2 separate regions of the Mus musculus genome follow, and region 1 is linked to region 2. The links are chromatin loops, found by intact Hi-C in ENCODE. Cell type or tissue: left cerebral cortex. All regions are shown on one strand. Each heading gives the region's core, and the rest is flanking DNA. Links, peaks and the distances in the headings are about the cores only. Region 1 has its middle 35 kb from the start of Rxfp2. Region 2 has its middle 17 kb from the start of Gm36241.

Region 1 (8,407 bases), core at 65-8,064, 57 kb before region 2:
GATTTGCAGAGAATCTTTTTTTACATTCAAACTGGAGATCCCTTAAGTTAAACTCTTCTGGATTGACTGAAGGTCCACTCTCCCTATGGCTTACTAAACCTGACTCTGGTTTCCCATATGTACAGATAGTTGTTCTAGTCACAGATCTGGTCACTCATCTGGAAGCCATGGGTTATGATGACCAAGGGGCAGGCAACGCCCACTGACAGCACCCCTTGTTTCTATGGTAAAACATCCACTATACCCCAGTGTGTACATTATTCTAAACTTGGTAATAAGATTCCTTTAACTTTGGTGACCTATCGCCCTGCCAAACCATTGACATCAGGGCTCTTTGTATGAGCAGAGTTTTACAAACTCACCAGAGAGCCAGTGATCAATGGAAAATCGGGAGGTTTGGGCAAAGAGCACAAGAGCACATGGGTAAAATTCCCCAGGTTATAACTTCACGGAAAAACGAGACAAGTACATCCTCCTAATACGTTCCAATGACATTTTTTAAAAACATTAATTCAGGATCTACAGCACTGCCGAGAGCACCCTATGCAAATTCTGAATTGCTAAAATGTAAATTTATTTGGTGATCCAAGAAAGGAAATTACCATATGCCCCGAAGTGTAATTTTTACACGATAACACAGAGTCTGTTTTTCGTGATAGAGGCCAACAAGGAGACCTTAGAAATCATCTAGTTCAATTTATGTTGCAAAGGGGGGGGGGGTGGTGGTCCCAAGGCTTCTATCCACATCATGTTGCTACTTACAAAGAAAGAGGCCAGAATATGAGACCCTCAGTCCCTCGGCTCTGTATTCATTGAATAAATGGTTTGATGCCAATGGAGATTTGTGCATAAGGGACATACATTGATAAATCAAATAGATCTTTCTGCGATTCGTGCTCAGCTGTTCAGTAGGGGTAATGGAAAGCACATTTTACCCCAGCACAGGGGCCTTTCTGAAGTTAGTTGTCTTGGGGATTGAACAACATACAAGTGAACCCTTTCAGATGTCATAAAACATCTTTAGGATGCCATGAAGCAAGAAGACCGAAACTTCAAAAGCAGACATGTATTCCTATGTGAACTCCCACAAAGGTAGGCTTAAAGACCCATATTTAAAAGCCTACTCAGTCTGTTTCATAAAAAAATATGAAAAAAGAGCCATTTTCCATGAAATTCTTTGAGGAAGAGATTCTCAGGCTCGACACATTGAATGCGCAAAGACTTCCATCTGCAAATAGACTTGTCAGTAGTCCAATAAAACTGATGACATACTATATAAAATCCTATCACCTCCAAATATCTTCTATGAGACCTGAAATACATTTTGTATATTTATTATAGGACTCCTTGGCTTCCTCCATTCCAATACAATTGAGAAGAGCATGAAGATTTGTCTTATTTGTTCAACACCAAGTACTCTAAATTACTTCCAGAGCTTTTCCATGATAATCTAATTTATTTCTGAAGCAGTAGTCGATTGAAAAATAAAGAAAAAGAACTCAATTTTAACCAATGAAAATTGCTGGTATTTGTCAAGGGCAGCAATGGCAGCTTTTCCAGATACCACTTGTCGTTTTTCACTGTGAAAAATGAAGCAATAATTTAAGCTATAAATCTTTTCATGAAAAAAATGTGAAAGAGATCCATATTTGAGTTAATTTATACAAAATAGGGCATTTTTTTAAAATGGGAACTGGTGTGGAGACACAGGCCTTTAATACCAACATTTGAGAGGCAGAGACAGGCAGATTTCTGAGTTCGAGGCCAGCCTGGTCTACAGAGTGAATTTTAGGACAGCCAGGGCTACACAGAGAAACCCTGTCTCAGGAAAACAAAACAAAACAAAACAAAACAAAACAAAACAAAACAAAACAAAACAAAACAAACAAACAAACAAAAGAAACCCCCCCCAAAAAAACTGAAAACAACAAAATGAAATGAAAATCAACAAAAGACAAATACCAATCAACAAAAAAAGAATAAAAATAACCCTTTTTAAAGACTTAAGAAAACAGTGTACATTTTGTGTTCACAGTATATTGATAACAATTTCAAAACAATTTTTTTGGAAGAGAATTAACTTACTGTAAGGGTATTTGAGAACTTTTTTATATTGATCTGTGACTTCAGGCTTAAAATTGTAACTTTTTTTTTAATTTCCTGGAAAATACTTAAGAAATTTCAAAGTCAAACTAATTTCCCTAATTAAGAATCTGTCAATAAAGTGCCCTCATAGTTTGCTTAGTGCGGGGTGGGGTGAGACATGTGCCGTTTTTTCCTGCTGTGGGCTTTCTTTGGAAAGACTTCCTCTGTCTTTGCTTGAACAGTTAAGTGGTCCTGACTAAGCCACATGAGAACTATCCTGATTGGCTGGCTACGTTAGGGGGCAAGGCCACATCCATACATTCTGTTGCTGAAATATCGATCAAGGTTACGTATGTCTCTGGCACTATTTGAGGCACCAGAAAGTAAGATTCTCCAGGAGTCAGCAAGCTAATGGGGGAGGAAATATGGGCAATAATTGAATGGTATATTAAGTGACGCATTGTGGATCTGTGGCACACTCTGAGGCCACGTGGAAGAGGTAAAGACACAAGTATGGTGCCAGGGAAGGTCAGGACAAGCAGGGATGACACCAGTGAAGACCAGGAGCAGAAGCGTCCTAGTCTGCTTTCTATTGAACACCATGACCAAGAGCAACTTCCGGTTTGTTTCTGCCTCCACTTACAGGTCACAATCCATCACTGAGGAGAGTCAGGAAGGGAACTCACATAGAAACTGAAGAAGAAACCACGACGGAAGGCTGCTTACTGTCTCGGCCTCTGTCCCATGCTCAGCCTGCTTAGACAGCCCACCTGCCTGGGGATGTTGTCACCCACAGTGGACTGGACCCTCCCATCAATTATCAGTCAAGGCCATCTCTCTCATATATGGTTGCGGTGCAGTATGATCTAGTAATCCCTCAATCGAGGTTCCTTCTTCCCACGTGACTCTGCTGTGGGAAGGTGGCGATAAAAAATAGCCAGGACAAAGAATATTCCAGGAGGAAGATGGAGCCAGGTGGGCAGTTTGCACCTGCGGAGTTGTTTTGGATGGGAGATAGGTAGAGGTGGGTACTAAGGGACTTTATATACCCCCGAGGGACACTGGACTTTGTGCTATGGACAGAGAGAAACCCACAAAGAATTTACATCAGGATTAGTGTTTAGTTGTTTAGAACGCGGGCTGGTAGTGTGCGGGATGGGTTCCAAAGGATCCAGGCTGTAGTTAGGTAAGCCCTGTAAGGGCATGTGGTGGTCCTGGAGACTACGGACAGATTATGAGTTAAACAGCAATGTCACATTACCGAGTCCTCTGGCCTCATAACCAAGTGACTGTTGATACGCAATGAGAGAACTGAAGCCATCACTTGCACACATCCTGTTCACAGAGTTGGCGATCACACATGCATAAAACTACATTATTTATTAGTTTGTTATTTTCCCTCTATCTAGTCCTCAGACTGAAAATCTTCATAAACAGCCGAGAAGTTTTATAACAGGTGGATGAAAACCCAGTTTCAAAGCCCCGATTTCAGGCATCAGGAAAGAACCCAGCCCAGTCCTGAGAGGAGCATGCTCAAAGGTGACCTGGCACGCAGCCTCAGCAGTCCAGCCGGCTCCAAGGTTACCCACTCCCCTACACTAAACAGAGAAGGCTGGTTCCACCATTAGCTGTCCCAAGACTGTCACATGCACCCCCATTACAGAATCCTGTTTCTCCAGACCACTGGGTGGTGCTGTGGAATATGACTGTAAATTCATCTGTTTTCACAGGCTGGAAAATTAACTGGGCTTTAAACACACCCCATTCTCTCCCTTTCTCACTTGTTTTTAAAATAAGGAAGGACACTTATTTCCCAATGAGTTTCCCAAGCTCCATTATTGCATGCTAGGTAAATGAGAAGCTGAATTAAAATAACAACAACTATCTGTCTATCTGTCTATCACATACACATACACATACACACACACACACACACACACACACACACACACACACACACACACACACGTTAAGAATGTGTGCCTCGAAATAATTTTTTCCTCGAAATAATGTTTTTCTGTAAGATTGTACAAATGGTTATAAAATTTCATGAGACAGAGGTATGGAAGCGCTAGCAATAGTCATTCCATCACCACCAAAGAAGATAAATAAACCAAATAAAGGGAGCTGGAGAGATGGCTCAGCAGTTAGAAGCACACACTGCTCTTCCACAGTACCTGGGTTCTGTTCTCAGCACCCTCCTGGAGGCTCACAACCACCTGTAACTCCAGCTCCAGATAACGCAATGACCTCTTCTAGATTCCACGTGCAACAGGCACACATGGTTCACAGACACACATGAAGGCAAAACTCCTCTACACACAGAAAATTAAAATTAAAAATAAAAAACAACAATGTGTTTTTGCTAAGAACATGCATTTTGGCTTTGCGCTTTTGATTGGCTGACTGGCTTCCTCCCTTCCTTCCCTCCCTCCCTCCCTCCCTCCCTCCCTCCCTCCCTCCCTCCCTCCCTCCCTCCATTCCTTCCTTGTTCTTTTTTCCCTCTGGATAAAGTCTTCCAATGGCTGAGCGCCATCAGTCCATTTACTCATTCCCTCACTGCTCCAGCAGGTCACTGTTACTCCTAGGAGCTCACTGTCACTGTTGCTCCTAGGAGCTCACTGTCACTGTTGCTCCTAGGAGCTCACTGTCACTGTTGCTCCTAGGAGCTCACTGTCACTGTTGCTCCTAGGAGCTCACTGTCACTGTTGCTCCTAGGAGCTCACTGTCACTGTTGCTCCTAGGAGCTCACTGTCACTGTTGCTCCTAGGAGCTCACTGTCACTGTTGCTCCTAGGAGCTCACTGTCACTGTTGCTCCTAGGAGCTCACTGTCACTGTTACTCCTAGGAGCTCACTGTCACTATTACTCCTAGGAACTTATTTAATTCCAATTTTCCATTTTCCTAACTTCTTTATGTGCTTTAAGCACACACTTGCTCCTTTCTTCTTTCACTTATTTATACACACAGGACTACAAAAACACCCAATCGCAATGTTCTTCTTATGAAAAAAGGTATCTGTGAAGCAGGAAACAGACATTTCGGAGAGTTCTCCTGGGAGGAACAAATATCTCACAACATCTTTTAAAGGTTTCTCATCAGGCTGTCTTGTCTTTGTGGATACTCAGTAAACAAAGACATATCTGTATTATTTTGAGTTTGCCTCTTCGGACATGCGGAATGCATTTGCTCTTTAATGCCTGCAGCCTGGATTTCTTCTCTTGGTCAGGGTCAGGTTAGCTCCTTGCCAAGGCTTTTTGACAATAGCTCATTTAACTCAGGATTGAATTTGACTGTATAAATGTATCTCCTTCCCTTGGTGTACTGTAAGCCAGGCTCCCATTCTTTGGCCACTACTTCTAACCGTTAACTTTCCATTTAAGAAATATGAGACTGCTCATTTTCCCATTTCAAACAAGCACAGGGTTTTGTTTTGATAGAGTCCCAGTGAACCCTGCCTCCACCTCGGCTATTTTGCCCATTTTAAGGAAAGTGTGAACCCTTGCCCAGAAGCCATCTTCGTGTGAACCATGTATGGCAAGCTTCAAGTTCTAGTCATGGCGGGTTGGCCCTCAGCTAGAGAACTCCACAGGGGCAGCCTGTCCAGCGTCAGCGCTGTCAGTGGGGGACCAGATGGACCCTAGAGCATCATTCTGTATGGAATCATCAGAGCAGACTCTATCCAGCCTGCATCCTGAGGGACTCACTGCAGACTCCTCTCCTTCCATCTGGGTCTCCTGGATTCCTGAGGCTTTGCTTTATTCTCAAGAAGCCAATCCCTGTGAGGCACCGACGCTCTCTGCACTGGCTCCCCTGGGCTGCTTGAAAGATCTGAAAACTTTGACTGAACTTTCAAACAGACCTTCAGGCGTGCTGGCAGGGCAAGCAAAGTTTTACAAAAGTTCTAGCCAAAGGTAGTTGCTATATAGGTTGTACAATAGATTTTATTTTTGAAAAATTCAAAGCATGTTGTCTTGTTTTTATATAACAAATCATTGTTTTATCATTAATTTTTATCTGTAGTAAAATCTTGATGCAATTAATTTTTCTACAAGGTTATAAAGGGAAGAGTTTTGGGTGACTACTGCTTGCTATATTAATTAGAGTTTTCCAAAGAAATGGGGTGTATGTGTGTGTGTGTATGTATATATGTGTATATGTATATGTGTGTATATGTATGTATGTCTCTGTGTATATGTATGTGTGTATACTATGTATGTATATATATATATATGTGTGGGTATGTATGTATATATGTGTATATGTATATGTGTGTATATGTATGTATGCCTCTGTGTATATGTATGTGTGTATACTACGTATATATATGTATGTGTGTGTATGTATATATGTGTATATGTATGTATGTCTCTGTGTATATGTATGTGTGTATACTATGTATGTATATATATGTGTGTGTGTGTGTGTGTGTGTATCTCTGTATGTGTGTATATAGTGTGTTTACCAGGAGACTATACTAACTCTCTGTGTTTACAAAGGCTCTGAAGTTCCATCACTTCTTATCTAAAAACTAGAGACCCAGGAAAACCAAGTCTGTGATCAAATACTTGAGAAGCCAGAGCTAAGATGGTTAAATCCTGGCTCTAGGCAGGGTGAGGCAGATGTCCTAGCTCAAGCAGTCGGCAGAGAGGAATCTCCAACTTTCTGCAGCTTCTTGTCACTTCCAGGGGGTTGGTGAGCTGGTTGATGACCACTGGTACTAGGAAGGAAACCTGTTTAACCAGCTAGTTAACGTGGTAGCACCTTCCGTAAAAACTTAGAAACACTCTGCAAATCCACCCAGAAGTAATATGGGCGTGCTATGGCCCAGTCAAGTTGACACATAAAATTGCTTATTATGATAAGTCAATTTCTTACCAGATTGGTACCTATATCTATAAACCACACTTAACCTCCAAATATACACAGCAGCAACATTATAACAGCAACATATAGCAGCAACATTCTGCCTAATACGATACAATTATCTTACTTATAACCCCCAAGTATGATAATGTCTTTCTCAAAAGTAAAGCCCATGGGTTATGTTTTCTTTTTTAAACAATATTTAAACACTGTGACATGAAGTCAATTCATCTTAAGCAACACTGTAAAGGAATGAGAGCACATAAAGCAAATATATTTAATATGTACTCATCTGCATATATTATACATACATGCATATTCATAGCAAAATAAGGAAGATATGCTAATGGCTCAGTCCTAGGTAACAATCACACAACTGTAACTTGGTCACAGGGTTATAGCTGACATTTTCAGTCACTGTCTCCTTCTCCATCAGTATTTCTTTTGCCTTCAGAGTATCACTGTTGCCATAGTTGGTCCTGGAGAGTAAGCCTCCATTCCAGAAGGATCCAAGCAATCTGGAGTCTTGCACACATCAGCTCATTCATTTACTTCCATTTATTTACTCTTTCCCTTTCCTCCATATCCTTGCACACCCTCCCCTCTCCCATACCTCACCAAGTCTTCTAGACTCATGCTGGCCTTGACTGAACTATGTATCTCATCTGGCCTAACATCATGGTGAATCCTTTTGCCTCGGCCTCCTGGTTACTAGGATTACAAGAGGATGCATGGAAACCTGGCTTTCTCCTACAGGTCTCCTCCTCTTCCTATACTCTAGGCATCCTAGGCTCCTTCATGTTCCTCAAACATGCCAAACATAACCTACCTCAAAGTTGTGGCTCTGTGGCCAACCTTCTCAGAGGCCTACTTAGCCAAGCCCCTCACCACCTTCAAGGATTTGCTCAAACATCTCCTTAGGTAGCCTAGTCACCTGATCTAAGCTCATGTCACATCTTGCTCCTACACTTCGCTCTGTTTTAATTTTCCAGTACCATTTACCACCATCTCCCGACTACAGAGTGCCTTATAACCTCTCCCTGAACTTCCTGTTGTCTGTTTCGTTCAGAGATGTGTAACACCATAGTCACTCAATAAACATCCCACAAAATGCATCCATTCATAGGATATACTCCTTCTTAGGGATTCAAGATAAGAATCAGAGAACATCTGCTCTGTGCTCAAAGATTCATTCACACTGCTAGATTCCATGTTAAACACCACCAGGCAAAACAGTGTCTGTGTTTGTCAAGCATGCTACACACTGAAAAATTTAAGGTAATTCTCCCAAGGCTCTTAATTAATTACCAAGGCATCAGACTTTCAAGGTGCTAACTTAGTATTGTGCAATTATCAATAGTGAATTTTAATTCATTGATTTACATATCTTAAGCTTTTATAACCAAGCAGCTAGAGAAACCATAAGGCATGTTTGAGGGCATCTTGATTTCCCTTT
Region 2 (8,407 bases), core at 143-8,142:
GAAGAGCCAGGAAGTCTAACAAGACTCATACTCAAACACTCACACGTGCACAACACACATACACACACACACACACACACACACACACACACCACACGGATTTACTCTTACTAAAATAGTTTTACATGCCCAATATTCCTTTCACGACCAACAGTGATGGTGTAGCTAGCAGATGGTCACCTGACCCTAGGACAGTGATGGCACAGTTATGAGATGGTCACCTGACACTAGCTCAGTGATGGTGTGGCTAGCAGATGCTCACCTGACTCTGACGTCACCTGTTTCCTTTTTCCCCGTGGCTAGTAGCATTTAAGTGAGTTTCAGCTGCAATAAAATTAGAATTCTCTAGAGTGGTGGGATGAGTGGTTTCCACATCTAAAGATGCTAAATAAGGCTGTGACAGAAACCACTGGTGGATGGGATACTGAGGGACTGAGCAGGCAAAACTGGAGCTCAGAGGGATCCTCCCACAGCTGCCCAACAGCAGATCTCACTGCAACACCCAGAGTGCAGTTCTGTTGTGCTAAATCCCAGCAGTGAAAGCCTGCATGGCCCAGACTTCCCCTTTGTAAAAGAATCTAGGAGTGGGCTTTGAAGCCCCCACCCCCACCTGGAGCAGGTAGGTCTAAAGGACAGTCCCCCTGTATCCTGGTCCATTTTTCTGCTTTATTTTTCCTTAATGACTCCAGCTGCCAGGTGATATAAAAAGCTGGGATTTCCATGTCTGATCTTCTCTCTCTCTCTCTCTCTCTCTCTCTCTCTCTCTCTCTCTCTCTCCCTCTCCCTCTCCCTCTCCCTCTCCCTCTCCCTCTCCCTCTCTCTCTCTCTCTCTCTCTCTCTCTCTCTCCCTCCCTCTCTCCTTCCCTCCCTCCCCCCACCCCTCATATTCCCGAAGCCATGGTCAAGTGCAGGATGAACTTTAAAAAAAAAAAAAAGCAGTTTCATGATTCCCTTTTACTGTGACTCAGGTGAGGAGATACGTAGATGCCTTGACAACAACAAAAGGATCTGGCCCTGTGTCCATCTACACCATCAGTAGCTCCTTTGTCAGTAACTCACACAGAGCAAGTTGGGTGGGGTGGCACAGGTCTGTAACCTTAAGTCCCAACACAAGTGCGAGTCTGATGATACTTAGAGACCAGATCAAAGACAGCCTTGAGTGTATGAGACTCTGTCTTAAAAGTTAAAAATAAAATAAAATAAAATAAAATAAAAAATAAAAGTATGGAGGGAGGGGAGAGTGAAAGTTGGAGTGAGGGAGGGGATGAGAGAAGGTAGGGGAGGAAAAGGGAAGGACAGAGAGGAAGAGGGGGGGGAGTGGGGGTGGTTTTACAGAATCACTTATTCCTGTTGTAAAAGAGACAGGAATGTTAGAGAAAGTGACAATCCTAAGATAAAACATCAATATATTTTTAAGACTTCAGGAAACTTCCATAAAGATCAGAGCCAGGGCAATCTCCAGTTTTCGGACTTTTACGTCCGTACACCACTTGAATCTCTGATGATGAAAGCATGTAATATTTCATGACAGAAAATTGTCAAGCTACTATGTCATCCTGTAACCATATGGAATCTCCACCAACCCGTCTGCTTTTGTGGTGATCTATGCTTAAAAAAAAAAGAAAAAAGAAAAAAGTATATGCTGGAAATTTCAGACAATAAATCGAAGACTTTCAGTACTATAGCACAGAAAGCTTTCAGAGGGAGTGCACACACATGTATGTGTGCATGCGTGTCCTGGGTGGGGTCAATCTACACTGACAAAGTCTAAGGAATTCCAGTACTGACTTGGATATGTAATATAGCGGCCAAGATCACACAGTGTTTTCTTCGAGTGGGTTTACAAACCTGGGTTCCCTGGCTGACAGGAGCTTGGCAGAGTCCATCCACTCTCCAGGCAGTCGAGGAGCTAATTTTCTACACTGGGACCATGTCACCTGTGGATGGTCTTCCTGCTGATGGTCTTCCTCCATGGATACAAGATGACTGGCTGTGAGCACGGCCTTCATTAGTGACCAACCCAGGGTAATGAAATTATGCCCTGCGACTCAGTTTTCCTAGCTAGGAAATTAGATAATAAAATTAGTAGTTTTGCTTTTAAGAAGATTATGGGAGAGATGATGCAGGGCAAAGTACAGCCCAGTCAACATCAGATATGACAGATTAAAAGTTTAAAATTCTGATTAACTGCCACCAGGAATGATGTATATATTAAATAGAAAATAAGAATAGATTTGGAGATAGTAAAACTAGGAAAAGAACTGTGTTATGGGCCAAGTAATATTCCCCTAGGATTCAAACTTTGAACTCCTAACTCCCAATACTTCAGAATGGGGATGAAGAAGTTGGAGTGGGAGCCTTAGAGAGGGGATAAAATTATAGCTTTATTGTTTTCATATTTTATTTTAAATACATTTATTACATTCTTAATTTATATATTACATAATTTATAATAAATATATAAGAATAAAATACTCTATTACATTATTTTTAAAATATTTATATTTTATATTTTAAATAATTTATTTATTTTTACTTTGTGTGCATTTGTATTTTGTCTTCATTATGTCTGTGTGAGGATATTGGATCCGTGCAGTTACAGACAGTTGTGAGCTGCCATGTGGGTGCTGGGAATTGAACCTGGGTCCTTTAGGAAGACTAGTCAGTGCTCAGAACTGCTAAGCCAACTCTGCCCCTTCCCCAAGAGGTGATAAAGTTAAAACAAGGCGTTCAGGGCTCTCTAACCCAACAGGCCTGTCATCCTCAGAAGAAAATGAGCAACCATGATGGGCACTCACAGAGGAAAACCTACTTGAAGATTACTGTACCTACTTTTCTTGTTGCTCAAACAAAACAAACAACCTAGCACAAGCAAATTAAGAAAGGGCTTATTCTGACTTGCAGTGTGCGGGCCTGCATTAAAGGTGGGTCTTCTCACCTTAATTAACCCAGTCTAGAAACTTCTCCACAGACACGGCACAGGCTTATTTCCTAGGTGATTCCAGACCCTGCCATGTCAACAATCAGTGTTAACCCTCAGGAGCATGCCATGAGAAGGTGACAAGGAGACAGACATCAGGAGAAATCAAACCTGCTATACTTGATTTCAGACTGAAGCCTCCAGAATTGTGAGACAATATGTTCCTGTCAGTTAAACAGGTTAGCCTAGGGTAATTTGTATAATAACTCTGAAACATTAATATAGGTAGATAAGTATAAGAAACTGAGGAGGAGGAGGAGCAGGGGAAGAGGAGGAGGGGAAAGAGGAGGAGGGGGAAGAGGAGGAGGGGGAAAAGGAGGAGTTAGCAACAGTTTAACATTGGTGGCAAACATGGACATGCACATGTGAAGTCTCAATCTATCTCAACACTGATTGTTGATCTATGGCATCAGAACCGTGGAGGGAAACCTGGCTAAGAACATAACAAGAGAGGGAAGAAGAGATGGCTCAGTGGTTAAAGGCACTGGCTGCTCTTGAAGGGGGTCCAGGTTGGATTCCTAGCATCCACATAGCAGCTCACAGCCATCTGTAACTCCTGTCCCAGAGGATTCGGTACCTTCTCTGACTTCTACAGACACTGCATGCACACGACACGCAGACATACATCCTAAATATCACTCCACAATAACGACAGAGCAGTGGTATCATGGGAAATTAAAAACAACGAAATGAGTTCCGGGGTAGCCAGGGCTACACAGAGAAACCCTGTCTTGAAACCAAAAACAAAAACCAATCAACCAACCAAAGAAACCAAAACAAAACATGGAGGCAATTAAGGACACAGACTGTTGACACCTTCCCCATGCCAGAGGAGAACATGAAACAGCCAAAAATGTAAGGAAAAAAGTTCTTAGACAGAATGGAGGATAAACTTCCTGGTATTTCAGGGTAAACAGTGTCTATAAATACACTATAACACAGACTAATTTTACAGCTGAAATCTGGGGCCATACGAACTTCCAGACAATTGTAACCCAGCAGATGGTGAGGAGGATGTGAGTGTTAAAACACTCTGAATTTCAGGAGCAGGATTGAAAGACTGTTTATCGCTGGATATATATATATATATATATATGTATATATATATATATTTTAAGTGTGTTACAATGTAGGGATGACTGTCTGAAGACTGGAAAGGAAGCATTTGATCCCTAGGTGAAAGATTAATAAAAAAGGATTAAATATCAACAGAAGACAGGAAAGAGGGAGAGTGATTTAGAAAACACGGTGGGAAGCGTTCACAAGGTGCAGGATAGGGTTTGGGGATTCTGGGTAAAGTCTTTGCTAAGCCCCAGGCTTGACTTCTAACACCCAAATAAAAATTGTGTACACAGAATTGTGATGTGCCTAATAGGTTAGTTGGTCATGAGCTTTTCTTCAAATAAAGCAGGAGCCTCAGGACTAGCCACTGTGAGTTTCCACATCTATAGAATGGGGATGAGAGGTACAGCCAGGATTAAGTAAGCTAGGGAGGGTTTCCAGCATCTTATGCACTGCTTAAAGACCACATGGTACAGTATCCAAAAGCAAAGAATAAAATGGAAAAAGACCTGTTCAAATGTTGCTCTAGTTGACTTTCTATTGCTGTGATAAAGACCATGATCTAAGCAACTTGGGGAGGAAAGGGTTTATTTGGCTTACACTTCTACATCCATATTGTCTGTCACTGAAGGAAGCCAGGACAGGAACTCAAGGCGGGAACCTGGAGGCAGGAGCTGAAACAGAGGCAATGGAGGAAAGCTGCTTACGGGCTTGCTCAGCCTGCTTTCTTAGAGGTACCCAAAGCCACCTGCCCAGGGCTCACTCTGCCCACGGTGGGCTGGGCCCTCCTATAACAATCATTAATCAGAAACAGGCCCCACGGACTTGCTCATAGGATAATCTGGTGGAGGCAATTCCTCAATTGAGATTCCCTCTTCCCAAATTTGCATAGGCTTGTGTCTAGTTGACAAAAACTAATCAACACAAATAACACAAATATAAGGAGAAGAGCCGGAAGTAGGAACAAAATGGGGAGTTGGAAGCCAGAGTGACAGAGCCTGAGAGTCACTGTTCTCAATGACACTGTCCTCACTACCAAAGGGCTGATATGTCACACATGATGTGGAACCTCCATGTTAACTTTAGAAGTAGTCTTACAGTAAAGACAATCTCAGTTCACTCCTGTTTATGATTAAACCTCTGTTTCTCAAGGATTGGGCTATGCCCCACCTGTAAGCTTAACTACAAATGGCTTTATTTCAAAGGATTGATTACTACTGTCTTCAAGCCTACCTTTGCTTCAGAAGGTCATATGACCACCTATGACGACCTTGCTATAATACCTGTTGTTATGGCTACCGTGCTATGAGTATCTGTTGATACGACGACTTTGCTATGCCCACACTGTAACCATGTCTTTGTTTCAAGAGGTCAGTAGGACTACCTTGCTTGTTCTGCTCCTGTAACTCCGACTATTTTGCCTACCAAATCCCCCATTTAGGAACCCCCTGCTCCTGGGCTATAAAAGCTTTGCTTTCCTCACATCCAATGCTGACCTCTCGAGCCCTACCTTAGTGGGAGGCAGCCTTTGAATGCAAATTTTAAAAAGCTTACTTAAATTAATTTGACCATAATGATTCCAATCAGTAATCTTTCTCCTCCCATCTTTGGAATTAACAGAGAACTTAAGAGATGGCTATGAGCACAGAAGTGTCTGAGAGAGCTAGTGACACACACATACACACGCACACTCCCCCTATAATACACAACACACACACACACACACATGCACACACATGCACACTCCCCTCTACAATACACAACACACACATACTCCCACCCCAATACACAATACACACATGTATGTATGCACACACATATACAATACATAATGCACACAACACAACACACAGGCCTCATGCTCAGAATATAGGAAACTCATAATAACAATTAGTTGGATAAGTCAGTAAATTTTAGCTTAGGAAGAAAAATCTAACATTAGTGGATTTCTTAAATATGATAGAAATTGCCCCAAGACAAGAACTTCAGTTTTTAATAATTAAATGTAATAGAACGATCTATTTTTTAATGTAAGGCCATTAAGTTCAATATCTAGCCTTAGATAGAAATATAACAGGAAATTTGAACATGGTGAGCTTAAAATATCCACAAATGCGACAACGCAATTGACTGGGGCAGTCTGACCTTGCCTCGCTGTGATTTCAATGACTCATAAGGGACAAATCTCATTACGAGGCCCACCAGGACAGTCAGAATTCTCATCTGTGCAGTCACGAGCTCAGCTCTCAAATCTGCTCCTTCTCAAGAGAACGAATGTTCTATGCTCTACAGCTCTGACTTCACGAGAGGAATGGCTGCCACGAATATGGGTTCAAATGACATGTGCTTCATTTTATTCTTAATTAAGAATATTTATGCGTACATGTGTGTGCCCGAATCATATACATATATGCACACCCCATGCATGAAGTGCCCATGGAGACCAAAAGAGGGCATCAGATCCTCTGGCACTGGAGTTACAGATACTGTGAGCTGCCACGTGGCTGCTGAGAACCAAACCCAGGTCCTCTGCAAGAGCAGCCAATGCTGTTAACTACTGAGCCTTCTCTCCAGTCCCATGCCTTTGATGTCTCCCCTTCTGATACCGCACCCACTACCCCTTACAATTTGTAATGTAAACCCCCAGCTGTCTGGGCTGCATTTGGAGACGAGTGTAGGTTTGCTTCTGTTGGGACAGCATCGCACAAAATGTCTTTATTGCGTCAGTGGCTGGGTTACCTTGTTTCTCTTTGATACACACTAGTTATTGGTGGATCCAAGTTCTATTTTAGGAGATTCTGAGATCATGTGATATTTTAGACCAGGCCAGGGAGTGAACTCTGCTGCACTTCCTTCCGTAGCCCCACTGCCTAGTAGGCCACGTCTCTCTGCGTACATTTTTAGAGTAATGATTGCAATCAGAAAAAAAAGTAGAAATTGATGTAACACTCGTTCACCAAATAGCCAGAGGACTTTTAAAGCAACACATCAACGGGTCCTGGTTCTAAGCTCAGGGCTTCGTGTACCACTTTAGGCAGAATCAGATTTTCACTGCCACCATCAAATGCCCAGATGTGATTTTTTTTTCCCCCGTAAGTTCTAGTCATTCTTTGTGAACTTCAAACTGTCTTTGGAAATGCATGGCCTACTTTCATCTCAGAGAGTCTGATTGCTGTAACAGCACCGTCTGCATGAAAGAAAACTTACTAAAGTTGAATTAAGTGGCGAAGATTTAATTTGAAAAGTATCTGAGAAAGAAAGGGTAAAAACCTTTGTAAGGATCCCAGAGGAGCACACCAGCTTAAATGCAAACAGCGTTTGACTTTCTGGAAAGAGAAGTTCATTGTACTAGATTATAATTCAATTTCTACATTCCACACACTCTAATTTCCTCCCTGTAATAGTCAAATAAAATTAAAGAGTGAAAAGGAAGGGCATTTTCCACTTTCTAAAGCAAAGTTAAATGCCAGCATGCATGGAAATTCATTTTGGAACCTGACGTGAATTTGGCCAACAGGCACTTCTTATATTAGTTCCAGGGGTTCTATTTGGATCTATTTTTTCTTTTAATTCAGGTGAAATCAAAGTGCTTTTGTCTGGTGGTTGGAGAAAAATTAATGCCATTCTCTTATGTGCTTTCTAGGATGTGTTTCTGGGTGGTTTGTCTCCACTCTGCCATTCCTGAGAAGAGTCAATAGCAAGGGGAGAAAGCCAGGTTCTGGCCATGCCAGGGTTGCCATTTCCAGCCACAGAGCAGTAAACCAGAGGCAGGCATCGCTATGAGCCACACTGCAGGGTTCATACAGCTCTTTCTGGGTGAGAGATGTGGAAACTCTGAATGTGCCTCACCCATCCTGATACACAGTCCTCAGGCCATGTATCTCAGGCACAAATATCCACTGAGATATCACACACCCCCATAGCCCATTATTTGGGGGTTTCTACCCCACCTTAGATCTTTTAGTCTCCAAGTATAGGAGACAAGCCCTTTATAATAAGCCTTAACACCAGAGCTGGGCAGATATCAACCCTGTCTGCTATTATGTCTACTTTCCTGTCAATAATCCCAAGGAGATGTCACTTGCCATGTTCTGCCTGGGCCACTCCTACTCTAACTGGCTGGTCCTCATGGCCATGTTCTCATGATTGACCTACCTTCTTCCTCCTTTCTCTTCCTTGTGGTCCCTGCCTCAGACCCCAAGCCTGGAAAATGAAGGTCCATCCACCTCTCTTCTGCCCAGCTACAGGCTGTAGGCATATTTATTAACTAATTTCAGATAACTTGGTTATGGGGGGTGGCAAGGTTTGTATAACAAAAGCTGGGGTATCCATGAGGATTGGCTTGTCTTGGAGCAATTAGACCTT

Evidence for each region. A loop is a pair of places that touch in the nucleus more often than their neighbours do. Peaks named below come from ENCODE experiments on the same cell type or tissue, not always from the same donor. Only the 100,000 strongest peaks of a DNase experiment are listed, where the experiment ranks them.
Region 1: it touches region 2 in a loop (1.8-fold over the local background); 5 of 42 quality-filtered maps call a loop at or near these places.

The regions. Positions count from the first base shown.
Region 1 is chr5:149,979,119-149,987,525 of GRCm38, reverse strand. No RefSeq gene overlaps it. Among named protein-coding and RNA genes, the nearest start is that of Rxfp2, 35 kb to the left of the region's middle. In left cerebral cortex, for the core only: a CTCF peak has its summit at 3,771 (motif pointing right); a DNase peak (open chromatin) is centred at 3,776.
Region 2 is chr5:149,922,517-149,930,923 of GRCm38, reverse strand. No RefSeq gene overlaps it. Among named protein-coding and RNA genes, the nearest start is that of Gm36241, 17 kb to the right of the region's middle. In left cerebral cortex, for the core only: no CTCF peak of the experiment used is centred there; DNase peaks (open chromatin) are centred at 361, 1,553 and 3,958.